Regions from separate parts of the Homo sapiens genome. Here all the other regions are linked to region 1. A link is an interaction called in ENCODE POLR2A ChIA-PET data of the cell type or tissue named here. Cell type or tissue: PC-9. All regions are shown on one strand.

The links. Peaks named below come from ENCODE experiments on the same cell type or tissue, not always from the same donor. Only the 100,000 strongest peaks of a DNase experiment are listed, where the experiment ranks them.
Region 2: POLR2A ChIA-PET joins it to region 1 with 9 read pairs; 3 of 35 experiments call an interaction of 5 or more read pairs at or near these places.
Region 3: POLR2A ChIA-PET joins it to region 1 with 5 read pairs; 4 of 35 experiments call an interaction of 5 or more read pairs at or near these places.

What each region holds. Positions count from the first base shown.
Region 1 is chr20:18,222,021-18,224,520 of GRCh38, forward strand. No RefSeq gene overlaps it. Among named protein-coding and RNA genes, the nearest start is that of ZNF133, 65 kb to the right of the region's middle. In PC-9, no CTCF peak of the experiment used is centred here; a DNase peak (open chromatin) is centred at 1,451; H3K27ac peaks cover 913 bases.
Region 2 is chr20:18,143,735-18,146,234 of GRCh38, forward strand. KAT14 (lysine acetyltransferase 14) reads left to right here. Exons shown (of 11, transcript NM_001392073.1): 3 at 1,499-1,617. Among named protein-coding and RNA genes, the nearest start is that of PET117, 7.1 kb to the left of the region's middle. In PC-9, no CTCF peak of the experiment used is centred here; DNase peaks (open chromatin) are centred at 457, 897 and 1,247; H3K4me3 peaks cover 2,025 bases; H3K27ac peaks cover 2,500 bases.
Region 3 is chr20:18,291,890-18,294,389 of GRCh38, forward strand. All of the region lies in intron 1 of ZNF133 (zinc finger protein 133), which reads left to right. Among named protein-coding and RNA genes, the nearest start is that of ZNF133, 4.6 kb to the left of the region's middle. In PC-9, no CTCF peak of the experiment used is centred here; no DNase peak of the experiment used is centred here.

The sequences.
Region 1 (2,500 bases):
AGGAAGAAAGGGCAGCTTTTGCTTATGGAAGAATTATAATTAATATGTGTAGAAGGAATGAGGAAAATAGAAAATCACTGAGAAAAGCACAGTAATAATTGTTGGACTCACCAATGAATTCTAAAAGTATTCAGCAAAAGTTTGAGGAAAAACAGGATATTTGCAGACTCAAGTGTGTTCCCCAAAATGTTTATTAATTACAAAGAGAAATATAGTAATTTCAGAGCAGACAAATCCAAGCAGATCAGGGAGACATGACTACAAAGTTTAGTTTACTTTATATAAAACAAATAGGTTAAAGAAATATCAGCAAACATTTTTGTCAGTTTTTCCCCAAATCAGATGTTTCACAGATGTGCCATCTGATTGTAGGGAGCACTTATAAGCCCCAAAAATATTGTACCAATGAGGTGAGTGATAATTCCCATTCTTACTGAATTTCTTCTTGCCTGCCGGCTGGCTTCTCTAAGGTTTAGCCAGTTTTTTATTTTATGCTGTGTAATTTCTCCTTTACATAGATTATATGGAAACATCTCCATACAGTGAAGAATCATAAATTCCTGTTTCAGTAAACTCCAAATTAATAACTTCTAAAGATTTTATTTACCTGACAATTGAATATAATTCAGCCTGATATTGACTTCATAAACATCATCATGGATAGTAGAGAAAACATGCTATCAGAGAAATTAAACTGTTTTCACAATCCTGGGTTTGAAGCTCACTGACCTGAGCAATTGCCTAGAAAATCTGAGATTCTAAATTTTAAATTTAATCAAATATTTTATGAAACCATAAGAACGCAAGAAAAAGGGGATACTGAGAAGCAAAAATCAAATGAAACAAAAAAAAGCAAATAGCAAAATAGCAGCAACTCAAACTATATTAATAATCACATCAAATATAAATGGACTAAATAGTCAAAAGGCAGAGATTATCAAACTAGTTATAAAAGTAAGAGCTAACTATATACTGTCTATTAGAGATGCAATTTAAGGTTAACCAACCCACATGGCTGAATGTCCTTACTTGGGAAAGAATATCCTAGAATGGCCACATCTTGGGAACTGAGGGACACATTATCAAAATTGAGCAGATTTCTGTAAAAGTAAAGGGATTCAAGGGAAGGGGACCTACACTTTACCTCTTGATGGGAGGAGAATCAAAAAATTTGTGGCCATTGAAAAAAACTGTTACAAGGGTAAAACTACCTATGTATACATTGGTTATGAGGATTAGAATTGAACGTAATGCATGTATTGGACACATGAACGAGAGGTTACTAGTATAATTATTATGGCTGTTAAAATAGTGAATGATTGGAATGCAGTCTGGTCAGGTTGTTTTTTTAGCTTTAACCATCAGAACTTCAATATCATGTGGCATCTCAGCAGGAGATGTTCAGTAGCTTATTGCCTTGGGTCAGGTGCCCCAGAAGCAGACTCTTAATTGCAGAGTTGAATGTAAGCGACTCATTAAGGACATGCTCACAGGAAGGCTGATGTGGAAGTAGGGATGGGCAAAGCAAATGTATGCTTTCAGGCAAAGTCCTGTGGCTCCAGCGTGATCCTACAGGGGAACTCAGGAGTGTGAGTTATGCCTCAGAGTTTCCCTGACTCCAAGCAAAGGAAGTGGGCTGTCACACGCCTGCATCCTTCAGACTTTGGCCATGAACTGCCCCAGATAGAGGATATAAACTCACAGGCACTTCTAGCAACCTGAGTGTGGAAAAAGTGGCTCCAGTAGCCCGAGAAAAGACTTCCAAGAAGAGTCTCTGGTGTGAGTCGTGGGGTGCATACTCAAGGGAGTACAGACAAAACAGTTAAAGGGATCTGCAAGGGTCTGGCCAGAGCCCTGGCAGTGTCTACTGCACTTATTAATATTTATTATGCTGAATAGACATTAGGTTGGAGACTCTCAGCTAACACCCAGCTTGCCTGCTACAGGGCAGGGTCTTCTTTCATGTTTGTTAGGAAAGAAATCTAACATCTTGACGGGCCACCATGTGTGAGGCCACACAATAAACAATTTAAAAAACACGACCTCATTCACTCTTTAGATGGCCTTAGGAAGAGAGTTTCATATCCTTCTTTGAAGGATGAAGAATGCTCTAGAGAGACTTAGGATCTTGCCCAACGTCAAGTAGATAATAAATGGCGAAGCTGAGATTTGTACGCATGTGTGTCTGGCTCCCTGGCTGTTTCCTGAGAACTTGCTTGGGAAATAGAAAACCTTTATGAAATCCTCAGAGACCCTGAAAATTGTCTTCTCAAAATAATTTTACAACAAACTACAGTGAACCTATGTCCATTGCTGCTGTGTTCATTTTCTAGAGCTGCCATAACAACAAACTGGGTGGCCGAAAACGATGGAAATTTGTTTTCTCACAGTTCTGGAGGCCAGGAGTCCAAAACCCAAGGTGTTGGCACAGCCGTGCTCCCTCTGAGGGTGCTAGGGAAGGAAATGCTCCAGGCCTCTCTCCCGGCTTCTGGAAGCCTTA
Region 2 (2,500 bases), 78 kb before region 1:
CTCCTGCCTCGGCCTCCCGAGTAGCTGGGATTACAGGCATGCGCCACCATGCCCGGCCAATTTTGTATTTTTAGTAGAGATGAGGTTTCTTCTCCATGTTGGTCAGGCTGGTCTCAAACTCCCAACCTCAGGTGATCCATCCGCCTCGGCCTCCCAAAGTGCTGGGATTACAGGCATGTGCTACTGTGCTCGGCCCTGATCTTGAGATTTTCAATGGCCAGCTTCCTGGCACCTGAGGAGTATGGCTTGCCAGCCATCATATGGTTTATACCGAAACAGGATTTTCCCATTAGGCAAGAGACTAGTAAAGATATAGGTACTTGAGGAATGCCTTTGTGTAATATAATTTGTAACCAAGTCAGAGAAATACATATATAACTGTGAAGAGGGTCATTTTCTGGCATGTGGAAATGTTTTTCTTAAAATGGGTTCAACTTCAAATTTAGTCACTGTTAACAAATTAATAGTAACATTTTCACAGGAAATGCAGAATTTACTAGTTAGCTGGTTTTTGCTTCTGAGCGGTCTCTGTTATTGATTTCAGGTTCTGCCTGAATTCTCAGTGGCTTTCCCTTTGTCCTGTTGAGGACAAATTTTAAGCTACCCTTTGTGGTCAGGACCCTGCTAACTGTAGTTTCTTTGATTCCCACACAACTTTGCAGTTAGGGTGAACTTATTCTTCACAAACAATTCTTATCCTTAGGGCTTTGCACAGTTTTTTTCTTCTGGAATATGCATCTCCACAGCCTCCATTCTCCCTATACACAAAGAGACCCCTTTTCACCTGGCCAATTTCTAATCCTAAGCCTCCCCCTAATATAGGTTGGGCCTCCTTTTATTTACCCTCACACTGCCCTGTGGTACACAGCACATTCCATTCCTTATGTGTCACAGAGCATCAGCATCACCTGAGGGACTAAGAAATGTAACTCCTAGGCTCTGCTTCAGAAATTGATGCATTTTATCTGGGCTAGAATCAAGCATATTTAGAAAACCAAGAACAACTTGGGTGATTCCAATGCACTGTGAGCATGGAGAACCACTGTGTTGTTGTGATCACCTGTTTTCTATGCAGCCCTCAGGGAAGTGCAAACCTGTGAGATCAGGCACCATTATCTGTCTTGGACTTTGTATTCCCAGTTCCTAGCCCAGTGCCTGGTATGCAGAGGGAGCTCATATTTTTTGAAAGAATGTGTGAAGAGACCTGCCTCTGGGAGTCAGGAATGTGACAATTGGGAAATCCAGCAACAATACCTGCTTTTCCAGTACCTTTCTCCTAAAAGTTACTGGATCCTACAGATCTTAGTGGGCGTATACTTGGTGTTAGAAGAATAGAAATCTTTCTAATTCCCTTCCTTTTCCCCATTTTGCAATTGTGGGTTGGCTGAAGAAAAGAAGACAACATGGGAAAGGAAAATCTGGGTGATAAACGGATTAAACCTTTAGGTTACCGCTGCTCTAGATAAACCCATGATGTGACTTTTTGTTTTTCTCCTAGGTCAGCTGAGGGAACAGCTCAGTTACCTTAAGGGTGATAATTTTTTTAGGTTTACTTGTTCGGATTGCTCAGCAGATGGCAAGGAGCAGTATGAAAGGCTGAAGCTGACATGGCAGCAAGTGAGTAAAAAGCCCTTCCCCAAATCCATGAGGGTGGTTCCCCCAGGAGTTTGTTGGAACGAATATCTAGAAACTTAGGGATGAGCTTTTGAGTTGTTTGGAGGGGCACTTTTTATTTCGCAATGAAATTAGATACCGAATATGTGGAGAAGGGAGTGAAAAATACTCGCTGTAATCCCAGCACTCTGGGAGGCCAAGGCGGGCAGATCACCTGAGGTCAGGACTTCGAGACCAGCCTGGCCAACATGGTGAAACCCCATTTCCATTGAAAATACAAAAATTAGCTGGCTATGGTGGTGGGCCCCTGTAATCCCAACTACCTGGGAGACTGAGGCAGGAGAATCGCTTGAACCTGGGAGGCGGAGGCTGCAGTGAGCCCACACCGTGCCACTGTACTCCAGCTTGGGCGACAAAGTGTGACTCCTTTTCAAAAAAAAAAAAATATATTCACTGCTGACTTGGTGAATTGGGCTTGAGAGGCTTGAGAATCTCATGATTTCTTTTATATGTGATACCAAGCTCTGATTATAATTGAAAATGAAATTCTCATTTTCCTGGCAGCCATTTTAAGAACAATAAAACTATTTTTTTAAAGTGGAAAGATGGCTATGTTGAAAATAGATTTGGAAGAAGGAAGGTGACTGATTGCAAAAACCAACATAACCCAGCTTTTCTGCATTTGAACTCGGAGATGTTTGAATTTTTGTTTGCTGAAATACTTGTTCCTTTTTAACTGTCTCTAATATCAGCACCCTAATCTAAGTCAGCTGTATCCTAAACAATAGCTTTTTGCTGATCTCCAGGTTGTATTAAATTGTTTTAGTTTTGTTTCTATGTCAATATGTTAATGTATAATATGAATAATAAGGCATCAGTGTATACT
Region 3 (2,500 bases), 70 kb after region 1:
CCCAAAACTAATGTGTGCAACAAGAAACTCTGATTACCTTCCCTGAACATGTTCCACCCCAGTGGTATATAGACCATCCTTTCAAGAGTTTATCTTGGAGCAGAAGCATTTCAGCTCTTTCCTTCAGATTGCTTGGAGTCATCAAGGAGTCATCCTTGATCCTGTCTTGCTCTTATACCCTCATCCACACTACGGAAATCTGGACTCCGACAGTTTCCATGCCCTGCTGTTTCCACCATGGTCCAGGCCACCGTCTCATCTGGACGATCATAGCCTTTCAGTGATCTCTTTGTTTCTGCCTATGTCCCGCTAAGGTACATGAATCAGTGGAGCAAATAGAAGGAGATTTTAAATGTAAATCGAATCATGTCATGTGTTTGCTCAAAATCTTCCAGTGGCTTCTCATCCTAACCAAAGTCAAAACCAGTATCCTACAAAGCTAGGTCTGATGTCCCTACATTTACTCTTGGCCTTCATCTGTACCACACTATCTCAGTCACTCCACACCAGCCACAGTGAACTGTCCGTCCCTTGGCCATGCCAGCCTGATTCTTCCTTGCATCAGGGCCTTTGCACTGACTGTTCTCTTGCCCTAGATGTTCTTTTCAAAGTTATTCCCTGGGCTCTTCACATCCTTGAGATTTTTACTCAGTCACCTCAGAGATGCCTTCCCAAATCACCCTATCTAAAATTCTAAAACCTCACCCCACTTCTGTGACTATCCTTTCTCCTTCCCTGCTTTATTTCTCTTCATGCCACTCATCACTTTCTGATACAGTGTGTATTTTATTTATTCATGTAATTGGCCCATCTTTCTCCTCTAGACTTTCATGTCAGTGAGGGTAGATTTTTGTCTTTGTTCACTTCTGTATCCCCAGGGTTTAAAATAGTGCCTATCACACAGTAGGAGCATAATAAATACTTGCCAAATGAAGGCATAATCCATAGGAGTAATGGATGAGGCAGACTAGGATGTTGGGAAATGGTCTACAGAGACTGGCAGGAGGCTTTTGCCATTGTCCTGGTGCTCCAACTGGTGTAGGGGTGGGGAGGAATTGAGAGAGTTGGCAGAGGTGGAATCCATTTGCCTTGATAATTGGTTTGATATGGAAGGTAGAGAGAAGTAGTCATGGGACTGAGTAAGTGCCATGGATGACAGGAAGATGCTTCTGTTATCAGGTAAGCTGAAAGAGAGAGGGCGCAGTATGTCAATAACCAGCAAGGGTTCTGGTTATTGACTGCTACACAACAAACCACTCTAAAACTGAGTGGCTTAGGAGAGCAACTATGTTTTAATCTCCCACAGTTCTTTGGGTTTACCCAAAGCGGATGTGATCAGCTGAGATGTGAGTGATGCATCTTGCTATGGCTGCAGTCATTTGGGGACTCATTTGGGTTGGAACATGCAAGATGGTTCCGTCACACATTTGACATATTTTCGTGGGTTCCATCACATATTTTCGTGGGTTGGCTGGAAGGCTGGGGTCAGCTGGGACAGCAGGCCTCACTCTCTCCAGGTAGTGTAAGGGCTTCCAGCAGGATTGAACTCGTTACGTGGTACGTTAGAGCTCCCAAGAGTGAAAGCTGTCTGGCCTTCTTAGGACTTAAGCCTGTAACTGGCACAGTGTCACTTGTGTCAAATTTATTGGTTAAAGCAGGAACAAGGCCAAAATGGAAGAGCTCCCAATGTTTAAAGCTGGAATAATTATAACAGCAATATAAACAGTGATACTATTGTGTTATAACCCATAGGATAAGATATAAATCCATACTGATATAAATAAATAACTGAATATAAATAAATGGGGAGACAGAACAGCTCTGACAGAGGAATTCTAATTAATGGATTTAGAATGAAAGGGGGAAAAAGCTGGAATAATTTTAACAGCAAAATAAACAGTGATACTATTGTATTATAACCCATAGGATAAGATATAAATCCATATTGATATAAGTAAATAACTGGATACAAATAAATGGGGAGACAGAACAGCTTTGACAGAAGAATTCTAATTAATGGATTTAGAATGAAAGGGGGAAAAAGAACTTTGTCATTTGGTAAACAGCACAGTAATAACTATTGCAGATAGGTTCCACAGATATATGCTAAAATTAGTGGCTGAAAGTTTGAAGAGAAATAGGATATTTGTATAATCTCAAAGTATCTCCCTCAAGATATTTATTAATTATAAAGGGAAATGTAGTGACTTTACAATGGAGAAGCTCAGAAGACACCCCCTTAACCAAGTGATCAAGATCAAGGTTAATATCGCCAGTAAAAAGACATAACAATATCATGAACTCATTGATATGTTGAAGGACACAGCATCACATCTGAGGTATTCTAACCAGAAGTGAAAAACTCGTTCTAATCATGAAAAAACATCGGACAAACCAAAACTGAGGGATACCCTTCAAAAGCGCCAAGTTCGTGAAAGATGAGAAAAGACAGAGGATCTGTCACAGATTGGAGGAGGTTAAAGATCCATGACAACTAAAG